2 separate regions of the Mus musculus genome follow, and region 2 is linked to region 1. A link is a contact called in ENCODE Hi-C data. All regions are on one chromosome and are shown on one strand. Each heading gives the region's core, a stretch centred on a gene start or an enhancer-like site at or near the end of the contact. The rest is flanking DNA. Distances are from core to core; before and after follow the strand shown. Region 1 holds the start of Mynn (myoneurin). Region 2 holds the start of Mrpl47 (mitochondrial ribosomal protein L47).

Region 1 (2,808 bases), core at 44-2,543:
TCCTTTAGGGGCTTTAAAACAGCACACAAATAGAAGCTTTGGTTTCGAAGCAGGATGGGGAAAAGGGTAATTTACACGTGCTTCCACCAAAACCCGCCAAAGCACTGTACTGCGCCAAATCACAGGCCCTGGCTACAGCGCGCCGCTGCTTCCCAGCTGGAGGAAAGCATAACCTGTCTAAAATGAGAAAAAAAATGAAATTCGGCCAGGAACTAAGTGTGCCTGCTGGTCTCTAGTGGTGTACCCGCCGGGCTTAGCAAAACAAGAAAAAGACAGAATGAATGAAAGGAAGGAAGGGAGAAAAAGAAATTGCAAACAAGTTCAAACTTTTAAATAGTCTCAGCCTGTTAAGTTAACTGTGCTTTGTTAATATTTTTTCTCTCTCCTCATTGAAAAATGCATAAACCTTAAACAGGTGTGAAACGTATATGACGACATCACATAAGAAGAACATTTCAACACACCAGTGCAACCAAGTTTCCGTAGTGTAGTGGTTATCACGTTCGCCTAACACGCGAAAGGTCCCCGGTTCGAAACCGGGCGGAAACATATCTTTTAAAACGGTAACCCGCCCATTAAAGAAACGACCTTGAATCAGCTGTTTTAATGTTGATAACAAACGCCCCAACACACAGACGAGAGCAGCAACAAAAAGGGCTGATGAAGTAGGTAGCTACTGATTCTAGAAGGCATTCTCCCAATCTCTAGCCTCTGAAGCATGTCTGTATTCAGTTTTCTCCCCTCGAGATTCCATTTCCCCCCCCTCCTGTCAGGCTAAATTTTGTTCTTAATTTATATGTCAACTTCACTAAATATTTCAGAATTAACACATTATCGAAAGGGTTTGACAAAAAGATGAAATTAAAAAGAAATTTATACTCAGACATATAAAAAAGTAGCCTCAACATTTTTCTTATAAAAACGACTCGTGGTTTTATTCACAAATTCTTCACAGAGATATAAGCAAAAAGATTCCGGTATGGAAAAAACTCTCAGAGTTTTTGAGACTGTCTTTTAAATAAAGTCACAGGTAAATTCCTTAAAAAGCATAAACGTAACTTATACCAACAAACGTTTCAGTTGTGCTTTTTAAGATTTATGACGTCCGCAGGTTCTAGGGAAGAACACATCAAAACTTAACTTTGCTCTTCTCCCTTTACTGCACTAACTCTGATTTCGAGGTAAATAACTGTGCTAAAATTATTCTGGTTCAGACGTAGGAAAACCTTTTCCGGTAGAAAGCCCACCTTCCTCCCACGTTGCGCATGCCCAGTGTGCCCTGCTGCTTTGCTTTGCTTTCGAACATCTCATCTCTGTTGCCAGGTAAGGGCATTCTGGTAGATGAGCTTTGGTGAGCCGGTTCAAACAGAATTCTGGGGGTCCCAAGAGCTTTCGGATATGCAAAAGAGGAAGGAGTGATTGGTCTCGACTTAAGCATATCCCTCCCACTCGCCCCGGTCAAGAACCAGGGTGCACAACACAGTCATCTCCACTGGAGGGGCGCTAATGAAGACAGGATGACAGGCGAGGAAAAGAACTACAACTCCCAGCATGCAGCGCGCAGCGCGGTTCCCGGAGAGGCCGGCTCTGCACTCAAGCCCGGTCTCCATCCAGAATCTGGGCCGACAGCTGCGGGCTGACAAGGTGAGCAGCTCGCACCGGATGCGAGTGAGCAAGGAGGTGTGATCCGGAGACCTGGGCATGCCGGGAAGTCAGGGCTCTGAGACCCAGCTCGCCGGCCCTAGTAGACTTTTAGCGTCCTATCTCCGGTGTCCCCAATGGACCACACACCCGGACGTGACGCTATCGCAGAGGAGGAAGGGAGAGGCGGAGCGTCGCAGTGACGTCCTCCCAAGATGGCGGTGAGAGAGTGAAGAAACTGTTTCCCTTGGGCGGCTACGGGTGAGTGCCGCCCTCTGTCTGGCCTGTCGTCCCTGCGTTCTGGGATCCCGGGGTCTTATGTGGTCCGGCGCCTCGGAGATCGAGCGCGATTCGGGGCGGAGGAGGGTGTCTAGGCAGAGGCAGCGTCCGCGGTATATGTAGTCATGGCCGGTGCCGTGGGAACTCGCGGGAGTGCAAGCTGGGAGTGCAAGGCAGCGGTGGCCGGGGACTGGCTAGGACTGTCGCCCTCCGCCGCTGCCAAGCAAGCAGCGGGCAGGCAAGGGGTGTGTCCTCCTCCGGAGAGTGATGGAACCTTTGACACAGCGGGTCGGGGCGTTCCCGCCCCCTTGCACTTGCCTGGAGCTTGGAACCTCACCATCTCTGCTTACAGGGTTCAGTGATCAGAGAGCAATGGGAACAACTCGTATCGTGTTCTTATCCTGTTTCAAGGAGGCTTTTCTTAGTCTATTTGTTTAAGCACCTTCAGGTAAAGATGCCTGTTGGAGCTTAAAAGTTTGAGGGGTCAACTCTAGAAGCTTAGGATTTTACGGCCCTGTTTACAACTGTGACATGTTTTTTTTTGTTGTTGTTGTTTTTGTTTTTGTTTTTTTCACTGCCTTTTATTGCATTAGTGTTCTAGTGCAGTAAAACAAAGAAAAGCATTTAATCACCACGAGTGTTCGATGAGGCTTTTGGGGGTTGGGAGGCAAAGGAAGAGCTGTGTTCTTTGGGTTTAGTCTTTTGTCCCACACTCCCTTACCGCTGCATGGGTGAATGTTTGATGAAAGCTTACGGCTATCAGTTCACCGTCTCTTCTTGTCTTTTTTAGATCAAGGGTGAAATCCCATTCTGCTAGCAAAATGCAGTATTCACACCACTGTGAGCACCTTTTAGAGAGACTGAATAAGCAACGGGAAGCGGGATTTC
Region 2 (2,924 bases), core at 407-2,906, 2.1 Mb after region 1:
ACATAAACATACCATGCTTTATAGCTGCATGAAAATCTTATGCATAATTATATATATATTTAGAAATTATGTTTCTAAGAGCACTTAATGAACTGATAAAATGATCTTAAAACACAATGTAAAATGTTTCACAAGTGCTGTCTTCCAAACCAAGAGTATTTGACTGGAGTTTATGTTTGTTTTCCTGTGTACTGAGGATTAAGCCCAGGGCCTCAGGCATGCTAGGTACTCTACCACTGAGCTATGTCCATGACTCCTGACTTGAAACTAATTATGAAGAAATAAACAAAGCAAAACAAAACAAAACAAAATCCTACCCCAAATTGCCAGTGTGATGACAAAGGAAAAAAGAAACACTGGACGAATGGCAACTATTGCACTAAATGATCCTTCACTGGATCCTGAAGCAAAGAATGGAACTGAATGGAGACAATGAAGCGGAAAGAAAAAAGGGAAGGGATTAGTAGAGCAAGTCCTATTTTTATTTTGGATTATATGCTAAATAATAACACTGTATTCCACAGTGTGACCACAGGGTCATACTTAGTAAGGCAATGTCCTTGGGTCTATGATTGAATTTTGACCTCTGTCCAACAGTGCAGAAAAAGAGCATAAATCCAGGGATCTTGAAAAATGTGACAACTGTCAATGACTGGCTACTATGGGTTAAGGGTATATTTTGACTATTACTCTAATAATGTTTCTGTTGTCCTGGGGAAATGATGGAAAATCAAGTGTATACCTGCAACATTAAAAAAGAAACGGCAATGTGTTCTATGAATGCATAACTGGTTTTACTGTCTTCAAAATATTTTGCCTCTTTTCTGAGTGATAGGTATTCATTTTTTACAAAACACACACACACACACACACACACACACATACTGAAATAATTTCATTAACAAATTTAAGGTTTATGTATCTGAATGTTTTCCCTGCATATATGTGCACCATGTGTGTGCCTGATACCGTCAGAGGTCAAGGAAGGCATCAGATCAAGATAATGGAAGACGAAATCATTTATTCAAGTTTGCCACCCTGATCAAATTACAACTCTGCAAGGTTTTAAAAAGCTAATTTGCAAAGTTAGTGTAATAATATAGAAGAGACTGCTTCCTTCAATTAATCTGCTCTCTACTATTTCTAAAACTCGGCTCCCTGTTGGCAAGTGTCAGTGAAGAGTAAGCTGTCATTCTCACACTCGCAGACGCAGCTTCTGTTGCCGTAGCTACGCTCATCACTTAACATCTGCCGGACAATCTGTGTACAAAGACGCCGAGGGAAGCCTTCCGTTCACAGCTCAGGACTCCTCGGAAACCTCCCTCCCAACCGACCCAGCCCCAGGACACTGCGAGTCCGAGGAAGCACCGAGCAGCGGATGCTCCCACCGCCCGCGGCGACAGAACGCAGGAGGACTAGTGCGCCAGGATAGGCGACTGCAAGGTCACGCTCTCTGCCTCCGCGGTGGCCTGTCTAGAGCTCTGTTGCATCCTGCAAGAAGCGCCCAAAGGCGGAGGCAGTCATTTCTTCTCTCACCACTTACCCCGAGTGAGCAGCGTCCTTGGGATTTACTAGGGAACAAGCTGCCTTCAGGAACGCTGAGGCTCTTCTACAAATACCCACTAGACTGGTCGCAGCCATGTTTCTAATGGAGACCCACAGTGTCGGTGTCCACGAGGTCACTTCCGCTGGCGGCGTGAGGCAAGTGAAGCAAACAGGAACAGGCTTTGCCCTTACTAAACATGGCCGCTCCCACGGCTCTCGCTTCAATCTCCCAAGTCTGCCATAGAGTTTACAGGGCTCTCTTTGGGCGCCCCACCTACAATGTCGTCACTTTTGTCCGCCAGCGCCTGCCTGTGAAGCTCGCAGGAACGGGCCGCTGCCCTCACTCAATATGGCCTCCTCTAGCGTTCGCCCTCACTGGTGGATTGTCCCTCCCGGCTCCCTTAGCCCTCCCCACTTCCTTCCGTGGCCGGTGTAGCCATGGCGGCCATGAGCCTGCTGCAGCGGGCTTCGGTCTCCGCGCTGACAGCGCTGTCTTGCCGCCGCGCTGGTCCTAGACTCGGAGTCGGAAGTTTTCTCACGCGGAGCTTTCCGAAGACTGTCGGTGGGTGGCGGCCTCGGAGACGCGGGTGAGAGGTGGGAGGGCTGTTTCCAGGTGACCTTGGGGACCTCCGAGGGAGAGAGCGGGGACAAAGTCGGCCTGGGGCTCTCGTGTGAAGAGCTGCTGCAGATCGGATGGCCTTGTTTAAGCTCAGCGTTTGCGAAGCGCCTTGCCACGCCATGCTGGGCGCTGCTCCCTCGCTGCCAGGCTAGGCAGGCATGGAGCTGCTGCCCGCGTCTCCAAGGGCAACTGCACACACTTCGTTGTTGAGACAGGGTCTCGGGGATCCGAGGCTGCACTTGTCCCGGCTCCCGAGGGCTGGGATTGCAGGCTTGCACTGCGTCGCTGGGCTCAGGGCAGAATCAGGGTGCGTGGCACCTGCAGCTGGTTCCAACCCGCAGATAGGAAGTTGCTGAGAAGCGCACTGAAGTGAAGGCTGTCATGGTGTTCCTAGGCACGAGTGTAAAAAGGCTCCAGGTGACAGGCCCGTTAGGCACGGTAATAACTGTGTCCGTGGACCTCACAACATCATAGAAGGCCACGAAAATATTTTATGTTTGTTTTTTTTTTTAAAAGACTAGTGCGAGTGAATGTGTAAAGTTGGGTTCAGCCCAGATTGTATCTGCTGTATGTTAATGCAGTCATGCTTTTCATATGACCTGCGGGTCGCGACCCCTTCATAGGGGTCACCTAAGACCGTAGGAAAACACAGATGTTCACATTGTGACCCATAACAGTAGCAAGATTACAGTTATGGAGTAGCAGTGAAAATAATTTTATAGTTGGAGGTCACAACACAAAGAACTGCATTAAAGGGTTG

The links. A loop is a pair of places that touch in the nucleus more often than their neighbours do.
Region 2: a loop to region 1 is called in a map of left cerebral cortex, with 5 times the contacts of the local background. The contact joins the promoter of Mrpl47 here to the promoter of Mynn in region 1. A Hi-C loop is called at or near these places in 2 of 37 maps with a recorded cell type or tissue (T-helper 17 cell and left cerebral cortex).

Annotation. Positions count from the first base shown.
Region 1 is chr3:30,600,794-30,603,601 of GRCm38, forward strand. Mynn (myoneurin) reads left to right here and starts at 1,294. Exons shown (of 8, transcript NM_030557.3): 1 at 1,294-1,902; 2 at 2,711-2,808. The coding sequence starts at 2,742. It overlaps n-TVaac8 (a tRNA gene), which reads left to right and starts at 477; the gene lies at 477-549.
Region 2 is chr3:32,735,099-32,738,022 of GRCm38, forward strand. It overlaps Mrpl47 (mitochondrial ribosomal protein L47), which reads right to left and starts at 1,657. Exons shown (of 7, transcript NM_029017.2): 1 at 1,544-1,657. The coding sequence starts at 1,641. Ndufb5 (NADH:ubiquinone oxidoreductase subunit B5) reads left to right here and starts at 1,965. Exons shown (of 6, transcript NM_025316.2): 1 at 1,965-2,107. The coding sequence starts at 1,984.